Regions from separate parts of the Homo sapiens genome. Here region 2 is linked to region 1. A link is a contact called in ENCODE Hi-C or POLR2A ChIA-PET data. All regions are on one chromosome and are shown on one strand. Each heading gives the region's core, a stretch centred on a gene start or an enhancer-like site at or near the end of the contact. The rest is flanking DNA. Distances are from core to core; before and after follow the strand shown. Region 1 has its middle 87 kb from the start of MIR3679. Region 2 overlaps MGAT5 (alpha-1,6-mannosylglycoprotein 6-beta-N-acetylglucosaminyltransferase).

What was found. Hi-C counts contacts between places; a loop is a spot of excess contacts on that map. ChIA-PET counts read pairs that join two places held with the same protein, here RNA polymerase II (POLR2A). Pooled maps may share reads with other maps.
Region 2: a loop to region 1 is called in a pooled map, with 2.2 times the contacts of the local background. The contact joins two enhancer-like sites. A Hi-C loop is called at or near these places in 1 of 50 pooled maps. POLR2A ChIA-PET finds 5 or more read pairs at or near these places in 2 of 52 experiments (PC-3 and activated naive CD4-positive, alpha-beta T cell).

The regions. Positions count from the first base shown.
Region 1 is chr2:134,038,520-134,042,727 of GRCh38, forward strand. No RefSeq gene overlaps it. Among named protein-coding and RNA genes, the nearest start is that of MIR3679, 87 kb to the right of the region's middle. Within about 2 kb of position 2,297, at least 3 of the 41 ENCODE cell types and tissues checked have a DNase peak (open chromatin) inside an H3K27ac peak, as active enhancers do.
Region 2 is chr2:134,389,885-134,394,092 of GRCh38, forward strand. The region is part of intron 10 of MGAT5 (alpha-1,6-mannosylglycoprotein 6-beta-N-acetylglucosaminyltransferase); the gene reads left to right. Among named protein-coding and RNA genes, the nearest start is that of MGAT5, 140 kb to the left of the region's middle. RefSeq lists an enhancer at 2,069-2,178. Within about 2 kb of position 2,092, at least 3 of the 41 ENCODE cell types and tissues checked have a DNase peak (open chromatin) inside an H3K27ac peak, as active enhancers do.

The DNA of each region.
Region 1 (4,208 bases), core at 1,047-3,546:
TACTCAGGAGGCTGAAGTGGAAGGATGACCTGAGCCTGAAATGTTGAGGCTTCAGTGAGCCATGATCACACCACTGCACTCCAGCCTGGGTGACAGAGTGAGGTCCTGTCTCAAAAAAAAAAAAAAATAGAGAGAGAAAGATTGTCAGAGTAGATGAAAAAACAAGGCCCTACTATATATTTTCTACAAAAAAAACTCATTTTAAATGTAAGTCTACTGTACTTGTCCATTCTCACACTGCTATAAAGAACTACCTGAGACTGAGTAGTTTACGAAGAAAAGAGGTTTAGTTGACTCACAGTTCCACAGGCTGTACAGGGGGCATAACTGACAAGGCCTCAGGAAATCTACAGTCATGGCAGAAGGGGAAGCAAGCACATGTTACCATGGTGGAGCAGGAGAGAGAGTGAGGGAAGGGGGGAGTGCTACATACTTTCAAACAACCAGTTCTCATGAGAAGTCACTATCACAAGAAGAGCAAGGGGCAAATCTACCCCGATGATCCAATTACTTCCTACCAGGTCCCTACCTCAACACTGGGGATTATAATTCAACATGAAATTTGGGTGGGGCCACAGAGCCAAACTACATCATTCCACCTTTGGCCCCTCCCAAATCTTGTGTCCTTCTCACATTTCAAACATAATCATGCCTTTTCAACAGTCCCCCAGTGTCTTAACTCATTCCTGCATTAACTCCAAAGTTCAAGTCCAAAGTCTCATTTGAGACAAGGCAAGTCCCTTCTGCCTATGAGCCTGTAAAGTCAAAAACAAATTAGTTACTTCTAAGATACAATGAGGGTAGAGGTATTGGGTAAATACAGGATGCAGGCATGGGCAAATACAGGATGCAGGCACTGGTAAATATTACCTTTCCAAAAGAGAGAAATCCACCTAAACAAAGGGTCTACAGGCCCCATGCAAATCTGAAACCCAGCAAGGCAGTCATTAAATCTTAAGGCTCCAAAATAATCTCCTTTGACTCCATGTCTCACATCCAAGCCACACTGATGCAAGGGATGGGCTCCCAAGGACTTGGGCACTTCTGTGCCTGTGGCTCTGCAAGGTACAGCCCCCACAGCTTCTTTCACAGGCTGGTGTTGAGTGCCTGAGGCTTTTCCAGGTGCATGGTGCAAGCTGTCAGTTGATCCACTCTTCTGGAGTCTGGAGGATGGTGGCCCTCTTCTCACAGCTCTTTTAGGCAGTGTCCCAGTGAGTACTCGGTGTGGGGGCTCCAACCCTACATTTCCCCTCTGCACTGCACTAGTAGAGGTTCTCCATGAAGGCTCTACCCCTGCAGAAGACTTCTGCCTGGATATTTGGGTGTTTCCACACATTCCTTGAAATCTAGGTGGAGTCTCCAAAACCTCAACTCTTGCCTTCTGTGCACCTGCAGGCCCAATACCATGTGGAAGTCACTGAGGATTGGGACTTACACCCTCTGAAGTAGCAGCCCAAGCTGTACCTTTGCCCCTTTTAGCCACAGCTGGAGCTGGAGCAGCTGGGACACAGGGTGCTATGTCCTGAGGCTGCACAGAGCAGTGGGGCCTTCAGCCTGGCCCACAAAACCATTTTTCCTCCCTGGGCCTCCAAGCCTGTGATGGGAGGAGCTGCTGTGAAGGTCTCTGAAATGCCCTGGAGGCATTTTCACCACTATCTTGGCTATTAACATTTGATTCTCCTTTACTTATGCAAATTTTTGCAGACTTGAATTCCTCCCCAGAAAATAGGTTTTTCTTTTCTGCCACATGGTCAGCTGCAAATTTTCCAAACTTTTACTCTCTGCTTCCCTTGTAAATATAAGTTCTAGTTTCAGTTCATTTCTTTGCTTATGCAAATGAGAATAGGCTTTTAGAAGCAGCGAGACCACATCCTGAATGCTTTGCTGCTTAGAAATTTCTTCTGCCAGATACCCTAACTCACCTCTCTCAAGTTCAAAGTTCCACAGATCTCTAGAGCAGAGTCACAATACTCCCAGTCTCTTTGCTAAAGCATAGCAAGAGTGAACTTTACTCCAGTTCCCAATAAGTTCCTCATCTCCATCTGAGACAACCTCAGCCTGAACTTCATTGTCCATATCACTGTCAGCATTTTGGTCACAACCATTCAAAATGTCTAGGAAGTTCCAAACCTTCCCTCATCTTCCTGACTTCTTCTGAGCCCTCTAAAATGTTCCAACCTCTGCCCATAACCCAGTTCCAAAGTCATTTCCACATTTTCAAGTATCTTTATAGCAATGGACCACTTCTCTGGTACCAATTTCTGTATTAGTCTGTTCTCACATTGCTATAAATAACTACCTGAGACTGAGTAGTTTATGAAGAAAAGAGGTTAACTAACTCACAGTTCCACAGGCTGAACAGGACGCATGGCTGGGAGGCCTCAGGAAACTTACAATCATGGCAGAAGGGGAAGGGGAAGCAAACACGTCTTACCATGGTGAAGCAGGAGAGACAGTGAGGGAAGGGGGAAGTGCTACACACTTTCAAACAACTAGATCTCATGAGAACTCACTCACTATCATGAGAATAGCAAGGCGGAAATCTGCAGCTTGATCCAATCACCTCCCACCAGGTCCCTCCCTCAACATTGGGGATCGAAATTCAACATGAGATTTGGGTGGGGACACAGAGCCAAACCATATCAGCTACATATAGATTAAAACAAATGGATGGAGAAAGATACACCAAGCTAACATCAATCAAAAGCAAGCAGAAAAGCATTAGTAGCTATATTAATTTCAGACAAAGTAGTCTTCAAAGCAAGGAAAGTTATCAGAGATAAAGAGAGGCACTACATAGGATAAAGGGGTCAGTTCTCCAAGTGGACATAACAATCCTTAATATGTATGTACCTAACAACGAAGCATAAAAATACACCAACCAAAAATGGATCCACTACAAGGAGAAATAAATGAATCCATTATTATAGGTGGAGATTTCAACACCCCTCTATCAGAAATGGATCAATCCAGCAGGCAGAAAATTAGGAAAAACATAATTGAACTCAACAACATTATCACTCAACAACATTGTCACTCAGCTGAATATAATCAACATCTACAGACATTTCATCCAACAACAGTAAAATACACATTTTTCTCAAGTTCATATGAAACATCCACCAAAATAGACAACATCCTGGACTGTAAAACGTACTTCAACAGTTTTAAAAGAATAGAAATCATGCAATGTCTGCTCTCAGACACAATGGAATTAAACTAAAAATTAACAACACAAAGAACAATCACAAACTAGATGGAGATAAACAAGACACTTCTAAATAACACATGGGTCAAGAAGTAAATCTCAAGAGAAATTTTAAAATGTTTATAACAAATTCAAAATTAATATGCAACAAAATGTGTGGGATGCAATAAAAGCAGTGTTTACAGAGAAATTTGTAGCATTGAATACAGATATTACAACAGAAAAAATATAAAATCAATAATATCATCTTTTACTAGGAAACTAGAAAAAGAAGAACATATTAAATCAAAAGTAGTCAGAAGAAAAGCAATGACAGAAATTAGAGCAAAAATAAAGGAAGTGAAAAACAGAAAATCAGCAGAGAAAATCTATGAAGCAAAAATTTGGTTCTTTCAAAAGACAGATAAAATTAGTAAGTCTCTAGCCAGGCTAACTAAGAAAAAAGAAAGGACACAAATTATTAATATCAGAAATGAAATAAGAGACATTGGTACAGATTCCATGGACATTAAAAGATAATGAACAACACTATGAATAACTGTATGCCCACAAATTTGGTAACCAGATGAAACAGACTAATTCCTTGAAAGATGCAATCTGCCAAGACTCACAGAAGCAGAAACAGAATAGGCCCATATCTATTAAAGAAATTCAATCAATAATTAATAATCTTCCAATACAGAAAGCATGAGACCAGAGAGGTTCACTGGTGAATTCTATCAAATGCTTAAGGAAGAAATTATAGCAATTCTCTTCAATCTTTTTCAGCAGATAGAAGTAGAGGGAATCCTTGCTAACTCATTCTATGAGGCCAGCATCCCCCTAATACCAAAACCAGACAAAAACATTACAAAAAAAGAAAATCACAGGTATTTCTCATCAACATAGATGCAAAATCCTCAACAAAATATTACTAGACCAAATCCAACAATATATAAAAAAATTATACATCATGACAGTAGAATTTATCCTGGGTTTGCAAAGCAGTTTTAACATTTGA
Region 2 (4,208 bases), core at 842-3,341, 350 kb after region 1:
TCAGAAAAATATCATCATTCTCCTTTTACAATTATTCTTTCTAAGCTGAGAACGTGAATAACTAGGACAGGCAGGGCGTTGGTGTGGTTTCATCACTTTTTCCCAATCCTTCCTGCAGTTTTTTGCAAGCCTTCCATTCCACGCTTCAGACTGCCACTGGGTCTTCAGTTTGTTTTTGATTGTTGGAGCCATGTCAATGAAAAAAGGCTGAGTTTGACCTCTCAATATATGGATACTAATTTATTGATAAAAATGGAGAGTAGAATAATGGTATTTATGGTATACAAATATTACACTGTAAAGAAACACATTCCTATTTTTTTGTGCATCCCCGTGGATCATCTCGTGCATCCCCTTTTTGAGGTTCACTTTTTAGATCAGGCACTGCTTGAGGTGCCAGCAAAACAGCTACCCTCCAATCAAATCAAACACCAAAAACAAAATCCAACTTCAGTTACTTTGTTTGTTTGTTTGTTTGTTTTTTTATTATACTTTTTCTAGGGTACATGTGCACAACGTGCAGGTTTGTTACATATGTATACATGTGCCATGTTGGTGTGCTGCACCCATTAACTCGTCATTTACATTAGGTATATCTCCTAATGCTATCTTTTTTAAATCAGAAAATATAGAAAGGAATTATTTTTATTTCAATATATGTTTCTTTTGTTTTCAGAAATTAAAGAGTATTCAAATCACATGGCAGAACCCTGTAACTATTTTAAATGTAGGACTAATCCAAAGACTTTAACCTTGTCCTATGTCTACTGTTATTTTCATGGAGGAGTCTGTCTTAACAAACACAGATTTATGTCACATGATATGTATTCTGTCTGAAAACACTTCCCCCTAACCCTCCCGCCCCCAAATCTAAGTGAAATATAATGGTCACTGATTTTTGGTAAAAATAGTTGCTGCAGAGTTCCTTTAACATAGCAAGTTATTTGGGCCTAGGTCTCCACTGAAGTGGGCCATTTCCAACCTCTCTGTATGGTTTCTTTTACTGGATAAACGTCTCTTCTTTAGCATCTTTTATGCCATCTCTCAGACTTTTGCCTCTCTTTGTCTTGTTTCAGACCCTAAAGGTCTTCGTTTCTTGGACTCCTATTTCTTTTAGCATGTGTCAATTGAGCAACTTCAGATGCTGTTGATCTAGAATATCTGATCAGGTCCTTGCCCCACTGAAGCTTGGAATCAAGTAAGAGGAGGGGACATATTGAACTCTCAAGCAGTGTTTAACCAGGTGGGAGACAGCAATAAGCAGAGGATTAGGGCTCCATTGGCTGGGGATGGGGATTGAGTGCTGAGAGAGTTGAGGAGGTAGGTGGTGCCGTTAGTGATCTGCTTGAGGAAACCATCCAAAAGAGGCTACCACTTGGAGCTCTTCAAAAGGGGTCTTACCTGGGGTGGTGAATGGCAGGATGGCACTTCTAAGCAGGAGAGAGTGTCTTGAACAAAGACTGGAAACTACAGTTAGTTAGCCTTGGCTGAGTGTTTGGGCTGCTGTGATAAAGTACCATAGACTAGGTGACTTATAAATAGCAGAAATTTATTTCTCACAGTTCTGGAGGCTGAAAGTCTGAGATCAGGGTGCCACTATGGTTGGGTTCTGGTGAGGGCCCTCTTCTGGGTTACAGACAGCCAATGTCTTATCCTTACCTGGTGGAAAGAGTGACCTAGATCTCTGGTCTCTTCTTAAAAGGGCACTATTCCTATCCATGAGGACTTCACCCTTGTGACCTCTTTACTTCCCACAGGCCTCACCTCCTAGTACCATCACAGGGGGGATAAGGATTTCAATAGCGGGGATATGAATTTTGGGGGACACAGACAATTAGTCTGTAACAATCCTGGACGTGGGATGGACAAGAAAGACTTGGCTAGAATAGAACCACAAGGTTGAGAAGTCATGAGAAGAATCCTTTGTAGTTTGAGTCACTTAACCACATTATCTCATGTGATCCTTTGGGCCTCTCCAGGAGGGAGGGTGGTTATTACCTGAAGAGTCCAGGTGCAGGTGGGTGAAACCACTTCCCAAGGGCACATAGCCAGCAAAGGGCAATGTCAAAGTTTGAAATCCTGGTTTCCTGGCTCTGGGTCCTTCTCCCTTTTTCTTATAGACACACCTCTCTATAGGGTGTGTCGTGTTGGCATTGGTAACAGGGCAGAGCTTCAGCACTCAGAAGCTGCCTGAGAAATGGGGAGGAGGACGTAGAAAGTGAGAGATTTTCTGAAACCATTGATGAGTATGAGACCTCAGCTTTGCTTTACCAGTGTATTTTAATTGTTCCTGTTTTCAAACTGCTGCTTGCAAATTAGACACTTCAGCTGCTTTTCCTTTCAAATATGTTTATTTGCAGCATTTTAGATTGGAAGGTACTCTAATTAGAGTGATCACTTTTATTTTGCTATCTTCATGTTTTTAAGAAATCAGGAATGAGGTGAATAAATTTCAAGAGGCATGTGATTTATTTTGAGGAGAGAGATGGAGAGGATATTTTTAGCTTCTGTCTTAAAAATCAGCTCTTCATTTAAAGCCTGGTGGTCAGCTGTCCTTTAAAGGGACCTTACGCTGCTATACCTGAATCAGAATCTCAATCTGTACACCTCAAACACAAAGAGATCGTGCCTGGAATTTAGAAGTTTGTTCTTAGCTTGGTGGGAGCAGGGGAAGGAAGGAGCCCAAGAGAGTCTTGTGTTTTAAGTGGCCTGGTTTGTCACGTGTCAAGTCCCCGCCTACAACAACAGCATGTTGACACTCGGTATTCTGAGGGGAGAGATTATGTGCATTATTACCAGTGGACACATCCATCATCATGAAGCCATGGGTATTAATGCATATGGCATGGGGCTGAGTGCCTCAGCAAGGAAATTTAGCAAGCACAGCCCTACAACTAGAGCTTAAAATTAGAAATGCACCTTAGTGATGTGGCATAGTGGAAACCAGCCTATGCTGTCCCACCCAGAAGGGGGCACCCCTGGGTCAGTGGACCCAGCATCTAGGACAGAAAGCCCTTGGTGAGGGATGGGTCTGCCCCACACCACACGAAGGCATTGCATCCTCTGAGGTCCATGGTGTCCCCAATCTCAGCCATAACTAAGTGCTGGGTAGAGCTCTTTCAGATGCATGAGCCTTGGGGACAGCGAGTTTGTGAAAGAATGTGCCTTCACATAATAATTTAAAAATCTCATTTGTTTCCGTGAATACCCACGTGAGATAATAGGGCAGGTTTAATATTCCTTCATTTTACAGATAAGAAAACTGAACTTTGGGAACTTGCCGAAGTCCCATAAGAAGTTAGTCAGAGAACTGGAATAAAAACACAGATTACTTCATTCTTGACCCCAAACTGCCTGCTAAATTTTACACAAATATGGATAGGGCCCCAGAAAAGGCCAGATTACCTCAGATCAGTGTGGGAGGGCTGGCCTGCCTGTGTAAAGGCTATTTACAGACAGAGACCAATTCTCCCCTGTCTCCACTCTGAGTAATTAATGCCACCCCTTCTGTGAGACTGCTGGTAAGAGCTGCCAAGCATAAGGATCTTCAAAAAGTCTTGTCTTTTTGAAGCAGTGCTGTTTACCCTGCGTATAATTATTATAACAATGAGAGCTTCCTGGCACATTAAATTATGTCTTATTTGGAGTCTGTCATCCCCCGTGCAGACAATGAAGTCAAGAGCTGGGATGGCACCAGAAGGGGCATTGCAACCTGCCTGAATCTGGCTGTCCTGGTGTCCCCAGAGAGGTGCCTTTTATTATCTATTGGGGCTTCAAAGAGAGGAACATCTCCAAATACTACTCTAGAATCATATGATTTATTATTTTACAGTAAATTAAGCACTGAGTGAAATTGTTTCAGCCCTTGACTCTGTGCCGCCATGCTTCTCCACAACATGGTGGCCTGGTCTCATGTTTTATGTAATTCAGAATCAAACTAATGAAGCTGTCCTGGTTGCACCCCACCCCCACCCCCACCACCTGCTGCTTTGGAAGGATCCAGGGAGAAGCACATGCATATTGAGTGGAGTATAAACTCCTTCCTTATGTGTGGTGCATTGAATTCAGGCTGCCCTTTTTATTCCTAACTTTGAGAGGCTGGCAGGAAGGTAAGGCCCTTGGGATGAAAGGTAAAGGTGTGTACCATCCCATAGAAGTGGGCCCTGCCTCACACGCCTTTTTCCCTTTCTGGTTTCCCAATGAAACTG